Linked DNA regions of Homo sapiens: region 2 is linked to region 1. A link is an interaction called in ENCODE POLR2A ChIA-PET data of the cell type or tissue named here. Cell type or tissue: OCI-LY7. All regions are shown on one strand. Each heading gives the region's core, and the rest is flanking DNA. Links, peaks and the distances in the headings are about the cores only.

Region 1 (5,374 bases), core at 150-5,149:
CCACCTCGGCCTCCCAAAGTGCTGGGATTACAGGCGTGAGCCACCATGCCCAGCCAGAATTTTTTCTTTTTTTAACATGAGATGAACACTTAAATCAGTAGACTCTGAGTAAAGCAGATTACCCTCCATAATGTGGGTAGGCCTCATTTGATCAGTTGGAGGCCTTCAGAGAAAATGACCGAGGTCCCCCAATGAAGGGAACTCTACCCCTAGACTGCCTTCAGTCTTGAGCTGCAACATCAGCTCTTTCCTGGGTCTCCAGCCTGCTGGCCTACCCTGCAGATTTTTGACTTGTCAGTCCCACAACCATGGGAGCCCATTCCTTAAAACAAATCCAGATATATGTAGAGAGAGATCCTATTGGTTCTGTTTCACTATAGAACACTGATGAACAGAAGCATCATTAGTGGTCTAGAGCTTTTAATTGTGAGGACCAGACTCCCTTTTCCTTTAGAACAGCAACTGCCAACATTGAAGACAGGGCCTGTTCTGCCAGCCTCAGTTCCTGAGGGACTAAAACAAGCAGAGACCCTCTGTTGATCCACTACCGACAGATAACATGAGTAAGAAATACACCTTTGTTGTTTTCAGTCACTGAAATTTGGAGATTGTGTGTTATTACGCATAATCTTTTACTGACTGAAGTGCTCATTGTTTATCTTAGATTTAAGACATTAGGGGGCAAGGAGAGAAACCCAGAAAAGTAATAGAATCATAAAAGGATTTTGATCCTGGCCTCCCAGAAAGACTCCCAGGCACATGGCCCTTCCTCCAGCTGCATAGTTTCCCTGTTGTGTATGTTGGGATCCTGGGAGTCTTAACCCAGAATCCAGCCACAGTTGTGTAAGTGCATCAAAGGTGCGATCTCACTGCTGAAACTTCCCTAGAAAATGTTCAGAGCTCTGCTGAGGAATCTGACCTGGGCCTAGGATGGGAAGCCCTCCAAAGAACAAAAGTTTCCACTACGGCAACAAGAATGTTAAACACGATTTTGAAAAACTTCTCAGCAAAAGAAATGTGATGATGAGTATTTATAAGCCAAAAACCAAAGGCCATTCCCTAGTTCCTGTGAGGTTTCCCGCCACACGGGGAGCGTTAACAGGACTAGAGACGGTACTGGAAACAGACCTGGATGTCCTTGGCTCCACTGCAGATGGGTTAAGTGTGGAGCCTTTGAGAAAAAGCAGTCACAAAGTGTTGATGATTCTCCTTGGAAATCAAGGGTGATCCAGAGGCTGCTGGGACTCCTCCATACCTTTCTTCTCAATGAATAAATCCAGGCCCCTGAACTTAAATACAGAGGTAAAGTGTGGGGTAGAATAAGATATAATGGACTTGAACTATTACAGGAACTATTTAGCTGAGACCAGCAGCTCTCAAAACTGGGGGTGGCTACCCATCACACCCCCTGCCCCCAGAGACATTTGGCAATGTCTGGAGAAGTTTTGTGGTTCTCGTAACTAGTAAATGTTACTGAGATCTACTGAGTAGAGGCTCGGGGTGTTAATAAGCCTCCTATATACAAAAGATAGCCCCCCCACAACCAAGAATTATGTGGCCTAGTATCAAGATTGAGAACCTGTGGCTGTGATCAAATCCCTAGTTATGAGGGTGTGAAGGTTTAGAACAAGAGCAGGAGAACATTTATAGAGCAATATGCCCCATTGCAAAAATAAATACATTGCAGTCAAACTGTGGGACCTCAGATAAGCAGTATCAGCATTACCTGTGAACATGTTAGAAATGCGCAGCCTTGGGCTCTGCCCCAGACTCCTGGATCAAATTCTTTCTCAAGTATTTACTAGAAAAAATACAACGTGTGATTCATATACCTATAGAGAAAAACCAAAACTATCACTAAAGCATCCTGAGAGGTAGCACAGTTCATGTCAGTAGGAAAAATAAATCTTCATTGCTACTCTTCTCCCTATGAGGGAGGAATCCAGCATGAGAATCAGGGTAGAAGGTCCATTCTTTAGAAGTTGTCTTTGGATTTGCAAAGTGAACTGAGGAGCAAAGTTGAGGAGTGGGGCTGGAGAGTAAAGACAGCTGAATTACTCAACATAATAAAGAGGGGGACCTGTTTGAGTGAGTTGCTTGTGAGCACCAAGGGAGAGAGGAGGAAGACCAAATGGTGTAACCTTTGGCCAATCTATTTTAGAATAAGCTTATCCAGTGCTCAATTCTGAATTGTTGTAATACAAATACCCTTGGTCTCCCCAGACCTCCATAAAGTTCACCGCATTCATGAAGCCTTGTGTAAACGGTGTGTGTGTGTGTGTGTGTGTGTGTGTGTGTGTAAACCAGGGGTATGGGAGTAATTCCACATCTGGGTCAACACAGTGCAGAAGAGTTCGTGGTTTGCATGACACCAATAAGAGTTAATGTTTCCTGTGAGCTTACTATGTGTAAGGCACTGTTAAACTGTGTTTAACAGACACAGTTTCATTGAAGGCTCACAGCTGCCCTATGGGGAATACCATGGTTATTTCATATTAGGGATAAGAGGTCTGCAGCAGAGGGAATTTATGCCACTTGCTCAGGGACACCCATACAATGAGTGAGCCTTAGAGACAGAATTGAAATCTCAGCAGTCTGGCTCCAGAGTTCATGTTAATTTCTGGGCCACCATGCTTGTCACCTAGGGGTAGTTAATAATCTTAACGAATTCAGTGGAAATAGGAACTCAGAGCCAGAGGTGATGTGAAAAATATAAGCCACCACCACTTATTTTGGAATCTCCAGACCAGCAGTTCCCAGGCTTCAGTGTGCACCAGGATCACCACGTGAGCTTGATAAGACACAAATCGCTGGGCTGCACCCCTAGAGCTTGATCCAGAAGCCTTGGGCAGAGCCCAGGGATGTGCATTTCTAAGAAGTTCACAGGTGATTCTGATACTGCTGGTCTAAGGTCCCACAATTTGAGAACCACTGCCCTCTGTTTGTGGCAGTGAGATTCAGCTAATTTATTCTGAATCTCAAAGACAGGGCTCCTCGGGTGACATCTGGTCACAATATCAATGACTGAGTGGCTCTGAATTGAATCAGGCTAATACTGAAGAGAATGGAGGAGGAGAGGGATGAGTATCCAGTGGAATTCAACCTGGAAAACTTCCTGGAGGAAGAGCCACGTGGTGAGAACAGATGCTGAGGTTACTTATTTCCTCAAATCTCCTTGATACACACTCCATACAGCAGGGCTCAGGCATTTGAGTTCCACAGAAATGGTGGGAGGGCACCCCTTGTTCTTTGGTGAGTCAATCCAGAAAGGCTTAGCAGAAAGTGAGGAATCAGGAGACATTCTCTTCCATGGAACTAGAAGCTGCCTAGGACAGTGGTTAGGAGAAAGATGAACGCGTTTGAATTGCAGCTCTGCTGCTGTGCCACATGGATCTTACTCCAGGTCCTTAGCTGTTCTAAACTTTAGTTTCCAAATCTGTAAAACAGAAAATCAGTTGTATGTGAAGTGCTCACCACAGTGCTCACCCAACGCCAACGCCAACCCCAACAAAGGCATCAGAGCTCCATCTGTGGCCAGGGAAACCAAGCCAAGGTCAAAGGGGAGGCTGGCTTTGTTACTGCTCCCAACTCACATAGGAGCTGGGAGGTTGAGGTTTAGATGCTCTTCATCTTCTGTCATTTAAAACAGGGTGTCTAATCTTTTGGCTTCCCTGGGCCACACTGGAAGAAGAAGAATTGTCTTGGGCCACACATAAAATACACTAGCACTAACGATAGCTGATGAGCGAGAAAAAAAAAAAAAGAAAGAAAGAAAAAGAAAACTTAAAAAAAATAAAACCTTGCAAAAATCTCATAACATTTTAAGAAATTTTATGAATTTGTGTTGGCCCTCATTCAAAGCCATCCTGGGCCGCATGCAGCCCATGGGCCACGGGCTGAACAAGCTTGATTTAAAAGATCCTCCATCCCACAGGGTATCAGCTGGTCTTTTAGGGCCCCTTTCCCCCAGTTCTCAGTTTCCTCTCTACCAAACAGTGGCCATGACCCTTTTCCACACCTCACTTGACTTATCTCCTCATTTACAAAGTTGGTAATACTAACCAGAAGATAAAACCACAATACAAAACTGTCTAACATCTGCACATATAATATGTATTCAACCATGCTTTTACAATGTATGTGGAGAGAAAAGACTGGAAACATTAACTGCCAAATGTTAAGTGACCTGGGAAGGCAGATTCTCCAAGTGTTGTTTGTGGCCAGGTGGGAAGCTGTGGGAAAGGGGGCAGAGGAACAGAAAGATCAAAGTCTCTTTTCAGTGCCCCGTGATGGGCTCATGAACTAATTTTATTTTTGTCTTCTGCTACTATGTATTTTGTATAATAAATCCATGTTTCTTTTATAATAAAGGAGAGAATTTTTTTTAAAAAAAGCAACTTCATATCCTCCTAAAGCTTTTCTTGATTATAACTCACTCCACACACACTCTGCTCACTCAGCTCACGTGCTTCCTCTTGGTGCCTGTCCTGTTTCTAGCCTATGAATTTGCATAACGCAGCCATAAGAGGTTGCTTTCTAAATGCTTTCGAGCAGATTTCCTATTCATTTACCTTAGATCTTCTGGTAAGCTGAGCTGCCCCAAAGAGGAGGGAGATGCTTCCTCCTAGTGGAAGAGCAGCCAGACTCATCGCCTATGATTCACCCCCACCCCAAAAACTCACTAGAGGGCTCTTCAAACAGTAAGTGGTCCATGCCAAAAGGAACTGCACAGAAAGTGGCCTGTAGGTGAGGAGAACTGTGTACACATACATACACACACACACGCACACACACACACACACACAATCTGCCTCTTCTTTCCTTCTCTCTCCAGAGGAAAATGTCATCCGGTTAGTGCCCTCAGATGAACTGGGAAGGCAAGCTCCCCGGTTGTGGTTTGTGAGGGGTGGGTGGCTGGGGAGGGGAGGTGTCAGGGAGAGCCAATCCACTTCCATCTGGCACTGAAATCTACACTTATTTTCCTGGACTGGACTACGATCCCCTTTCCCAATGTGAGGAATCGTGCTTTCTTGGTGACACACACTTTCCCCCAAGAATGCTTGGCTTTTCAATGAGGAATTCTTATATATTTGGGATTCTTGGAAACAGGACAAAGACTAATGAATTGCTGGCTCTATCCTAGGTTTGGAAACCCTCTAGAACTCACAGGAGCTGGAGGAGGACAGAGGCAGGCAGGAAAAGGGAGTTGAGGGTGTGTTTGCAACAGAGGGGAGGGTGGCAGGATTGAGATGTCAGATTAAATTGTTTGAGTTACAGGCACTCCAAAAGCTACCTGCTGACTCCACAGTCAGAGGTCACCATCCACACTAAGAATAGAAGGCTGACAGGGGCAGGGTGGGGAGGCGGGGGATAC
Region 2 (5,374 bases), core at 76-5,075, 900 kb before region 1:
TAGAACTCTGAGCATTACAGTGACCTTTGCAGAAAATTGCTCATTTCAAAAGATTTAACTGTATTTAAAGTTAACGTGGGAGGATTTTAAGCAGGGATCGGCAGGTATCATGGAGTGTAAGGATGGGCTGTGATGTGTCTTGGAGACCAACAAAGGCTGAGGGAAATAGGAGTTTGCCCATTCAGCACCTTTCCCAAGAGGGGAGCAAACAGCTGAGGTCGGAGCTCCTGGATTACACACTGAGGCCTCCCCTGCCTGAGGAATGCTCTGAGCTGAGAGAACAGGATTAAGACCCGAGCAGCAACTGTTCTCACAAGTTCTGTCCTATAAGAAGCATTATTGTCATGCAGGAGAGGAAGGTGATGAGAGGGGCAGAAAAACAGCTTATCCTGACTCTCCTGGGTCTCCAGCCTCTCCTGTACAGCCCAGTCTACTTACTGGCAGAGCAGGAGGCTGCCTGGATGTCTTTCCTGTCCCAGTGACACCTTCCTTTTTTGACTACAGGAAAATCCCAAGAAGACAAGAAAGGTCACATCATTAACCCACGAGGGTGTTAGCCTGATGGCCTCTTGGGAGGCCACTGAAAGGAAAGAAAGATGAGGTGCCCCAAAGGGAGATGGAAGGACCCCAGACAGGCTTGACGCTATGCTGTAGCTCTGGGGGGCCTCTGGGCAGCCTCTCCACTGCCTGGCAGCAGGACTTGTGGAGCAACTCATCCTGTTTCAGCCTCATGAAATCATGACTTTCAATGCCCTTCAGGGCCCCAGGGAGGAAGACGGTCTCTCAGTGACAGGAGCAGGGAGAGGAAAGCTTGACCTGTTGCCCCTGTTCCCTGGGTGGTCACTGCTTTCTGGCCTGAGGCTTTGAATCTTCAAAGCCTTTTTTAATGTGAAAGAAATGTAATTTCTTTGTCAAATCAAAAGCTCCTTAGCTGTGCAGAGGCTGCTCAGCCCAAACACCCTTGCCTTGGGCAGAGCAGAGGCCTGATGACTTGCCATGGGTGTGCTTGTGCATATTTAATTTAATTTGTATTTATGGAGCGCTGCGCTGTCTGCCTATGTGGGGCCCTGTGTGCTTGAATGCTCCCTTTTGCAGGCATCTCTGTCTGCAGGCACTCATGCATGCCTGTGTATTATGTGTTTGGCATATGTCCATGTGCCCACATGTGTAGGCCTAGCCTAGTGATTCCGGGTGGAGTGCGCTTATGTGAAGACACAAATGGATGCAGTGGTGGGATGGGAAGAAGAGAGCCGCAGAAAGCCTGTGCCTGGAGCATCTCTTGCTAAAGTGCTGAGAACACATCAGCATCTCAGAGAAGCCACTGAAGCCTGGGCCCCAGTGAATGGAGGGCCAGAAAAGCTCAGGTCCACTGAGCTGTCACCTCGCTAGAGGTCTCTGGGGACCTCAAGAGCCTAGTGCCTCTCTGTGACCTGGATCTGGGCAAAGGATTTACCATCATAGCCCCTCACCCCCTTATTATTAACTACTCAGGAACGTCCCGACCTCCTTTTCCCATCTGAGCAGTGGCTGGCAGGGTGGCTGGCTGGAGAGGGAGGAGGAGGGCATGGATATGAGGACTTTCCTGAGTAACGTGGGCAGGGGTGGAGGCTGAGGGAAATAGGAGCTTGCCCATTCAGTACCTTTCCCAAGAGGGGAGCAAACAGCTGAGATTGGAGCTCCTGGATTACACAGCCAAGGCCTGGCCTCCTCCATCTGACTTGGATGCCTGATCTGAAGATGGATCTTGGCTGGAGGATCTGGAGAGGCAAAGCACGAGACGGTGGGGTGGACGAAAGGGCTAGACATAAAGAGACAGTTCTCATTACTCAGGAGAAAGTTGCATTCTCAGTTTTTATAATGCTCTTGAAGAGAAGAGTAAGTTTTTCTCACTTGCAGCTGGCTGGAAAGCCAGGGCTGGGTCAGGGCTCAGGGAGCAGGAATAGGCACTGAGACCTTTTTGGCTGTGGTGATAGATGGTGCTGATGAACTTGAAAGGATGCTGTGGGTGGAGTTGGGGGAGGGGTTGCCTCATCTCAGGACAGAAGGGGCAGAAGGGGATTATTGTCTGCAAAAAGTGAGGTGGGGGTGGGGAGGCCTGAGGGATCTTTCGTCTCTTAGTACCTCTTCCCTCCCTCCCTCCCTCTGTCCCTCCCGAGCTTCCTCTTCCCCAGGGTCCTTTCTCTCCCTGCTTTCTCTATCCAGGCACTCCCCAGCCCAGCTGGTCAGCCTCTCTTCTGGCTCTTGAGGTCTATGAGGGACACTGGCCACTCCTGCGGGACACACAAGACTGTCCTGCGCCTCTCTCTCTGTGATCACACTGAAAGGTTCTTCTGCTTCCTGCCCCTGGGTTGGCTAAGGGGCTGCTACGTGCTGCCTGCAGGTTTGCATCCCAGCTCCCCCTTTCAGGGACTCAGCAGTGGAGGCTGTTAAAGGCAGCGTGTAATTAACATTCTGGGCTGGTAGGTGTGCACGTACTGCAGGACTCTGAGAGCTGAGAGGGCACCTCACTCGGCATTCCCACCTCTTCATTCTCTCTCCCCAGTTTGCTTGGATTCCCATGTGTGCTCTCTTTCTGCATCTGTCTGCTCTCCTCTCTGTTATCTCCCTGTCTATCCTCTCCATCTCTCCCTGGCTCTGTGTCTCCTTCCAGCTCCTCTGGGCTCCAGATGCCTCTCAGTCTTACATAGTTAAGTGTTTTTTTTCCCACTTCCTGTTTTCCTTCCCAGAGCCTGCCTGCCTCTTTCTTTCTAAGTGCTCTGATCTTACTTTCAGTTCCTCTCCCTGTAGGTCTCCTGCTCTATCACCCTGTCTCTGTCTCTCTCTTTCTCCCCCCACGCTCCACCCCACTCTCCTATTTGGAAGGTAAGTGTTCAAATAAATGAAAAAGGTCAAACCCCATGTGCCTGGCAGTAGAAAGCAACTTTGCAACCCTGGGAGCAAGCGTGGCAGAGACTGTGTGGAACAAAAGATCCCCAATTACTGCCTCTCAGTGCCGGGCTTACTGCTCTAAAAAAAGAAGAATTCAAAGTAGGAGAGGCAGAAGGGCCTTGGTGGGGCTGTGGAGCTGGAGGTATAGCAGGCAGTAGTGGGCGTGAGAGGACTCAGCCCCAAGACACTCCAAGAATTGTTTCTACCTCTCTTATCTGGCTCCAGATTCCAAGCCTTCTCTCCATCTGAGCCACCCTATGGGCCAGCTCCACTGGCCCCACTGCATGTTCATGATGCTCATGCCCACCGGGACCTCACCCCCAGACACACACTTATGCCATTAGAATCCCCATTCTATTGCAGGCCCACAGTTCTCCAGGCCACAGCTCTGTCATGAACAGGTGTCAGGGAAGCCATCCTTACAGGCTTGAGACAGGCTTCAAATTCCCTTCTTACTCCCCTCTTTGAAATCCCCTCAAATTCAATGGCAATCTGTCTCCCAGGAACAGACCTAAATTGCATTTTAACCAATTTCTATTCTTTCCCACTTTCTCTTATCCAGTGGGTAGCGGATTGGTCGAGGATGGGGTAAAATTTACTGTTTCATGTTTCCAAAGACCACCTCTGTGAGTTATAGGAAAAGCTGGTGTGATGGTTAACATTAGGTGTCAACATGACTTGGCTAAGGAATGCCCAGATAGCTGGTAAAATGTTCTTTCTGGGTTTGTCGGTGAGGATAAGTCTGGAAGAGATCAGCATTTGAAATGATAGGCCAAGTTAAGAAGATCTGCCCTCCCCAATGCGGATGGGCATCAACCAGTCTATTGATGGTCCAGAGAGGAAAACAAACAAACAAACAAACAAACAAAAAAGGTGGAGGAAGGAAAAGTTTGCTCCCTGTTTGAGCTGGAACATCCATCTTTTCCTGTCCTTGGACTTCAGTGCTCCTGGCTCTTGGGCCTCAGGACTCAGACCAGGATTTATATTATTGTCTCCCTTGGTTCTCAGGCCTTCAGACTTTAAGCCACTCACTTTAAGCCAATGCATTACACCACTGGCTTGCCTGGTTCTCCAGCTTGCAGATGGGCAGACTGTGGGACTTCTTAGACTCCATAATCGTGTGAGCCAATTCCTGTAATAAATCTCTCTATATCTATACCTATCTATACTTCCTATTGATTCTGTTTCTCCAGAGAACATTCACTAACACAGGTGGTATAGATTTTAGAGTTAGAAGTTCAGAACTCAAATCTAGCTTTCCCTACTTAATAACTTTGTGATCTTGGGCAAGTTATTTAATCTCCTGGAACCTCAGTTTCTCTATCTGTCAAACGTGGGCTCAATAATCCCTATCTTACAGAATAATTATTGTATCTATCTTACAGATAATTCCTATTTCAAGGATCCACTTATTAGGAGCAGGCATAGTTAGCAGTCTACCAGCCCAAAAAAACATAGCAGTATTTGGAACAACAAGTAACTTATCATGGATATCAGTTTCACAGTTCACCCTTGAGTTTATTTAGGAGGTTCAAGTGGATTCCAACAGGTCATGGTGACCTATTTATACTGATTTCCGGATGAAATTCAGAATTTGGGTTCCCCTCAAGGAGGAAAACTCTTACAGTTAGTGCTATGCTATTGCTCCAAGGTCTCTGCAGGACTGGGCCTTAGGAACCAGGTGTTAGCCAGCCTGATCACTCACTCTGTTTTGGTTTCTCCCCTTCCCTGTTCCACTGTCCCATTCCTCTTTCAGTGCTTTCTTCACCTCCCAAATAAACGATATTGCACCCACATCATTGCCTCAGGCTCAGCTTCTGCAAGAATCCAAATTGAGATAGCATGATATTGCATAAAGACTCTGGGTTTTAGGATCATGTTCCAATGCTGACATGATTTAGCTGAAGGTTCTTGCCTTATTTCTTAGTCTATTTTCTGCTGCCATAACAGAATACCACAGACTGGGTAACTAAAATAGAAATTTATTTGGCTCATGGCTCTGGAGGCTGGAAAGTCCGAGAGCATGGCACTGGCATCTGGTAAAGGCCTTTGTGGTGTGTCATAACATTGTGGAAGACATCACATGGCAAGAAAGTGTGAGAGTGTATCAAACAGAGGGAGAACATTAGAATAGTGAACCCATCCTTTTTATCAGTAACTCACTGTCACAATAATGGCACTGATACATTCATGAGGGTGGATCTCTCATGGCCCAATCACCTCTTAAGTGACCCACCTCTTAATTCTGTCACAATGGCAATTAAATTTCTTTTCTTTCTTTTTTTTTTTTTGAGGTGGAGTTTTGCTCTTGTTGCCCAGACTGGAGTGCAATGGCACGTTCTCAGTTCACTGCAATCTCTGCCTCCTGGGTTCAAGTGATTCTCCTGCCTCAGCCTCCCAAGTAGCTGGGATTACAGGCATATGCCACCACGCCTGGCTAATTTCG

Evidence for each region. Peaks named below come from ENCODE experiments on the same cell type or tissue, not always from the same donor. Only the 100,000 strongest peaks of a DNase experiment are listed, where the experiment ranks them.
Region 2: POLR2A ChIA-PET joins it to region 1 with 6 read pairs; 1 of 35 experiments calls an interaction of 5 or more read pairs at or near these places.

What each region holds. Positions count from the first base shown.
Region 1 is chr6:39,812,578-39,817,951 of GRCh38, reverse strand. All of the region lies in intron 1 of DAAM2 (dishevelled associated activator of morphogenesis 2), which reads right to left. All of the region lies in intron 1 of LOC124901487 (a long non-coding RNA gene), which reads left to right. Among named protein-coding and RNA genes, the nearest start is that of DAAM2, 23 kb to the right of the region's middle. In OCI-LY7, for the core only: CTCF peaks have their summits at 2,778, 2,985 and 4,636 (motif pointing left); DNase peaks (open chromatin) are centred at 2,941 and 4,561; H3K4me3 peaks cover 1,135 bases; H3K27ac peaks cover 1,532 bases.
Region 2 is chr6:40,717,168-40,722,541 of GRCh38, reverse strand. LOC105375052 (a long non-coding RNA gene) reads right to left here. Exons shown (of 4, transcript XR_926789.2): 2 at 1,641-1,757. Among named protein-coding and RNA genes, the nearest start is that of LRFN2, 130 kb to the right of the region's middle. In OCI-LY7, for the core only: no CTCF peak of the experiment used is centred there; DNase peaks (open chromatin) are centred at 2,351 and 2,731; H3K4me3 peaks cover 1,117 bases; H3K27ac peaks cover 583 bases.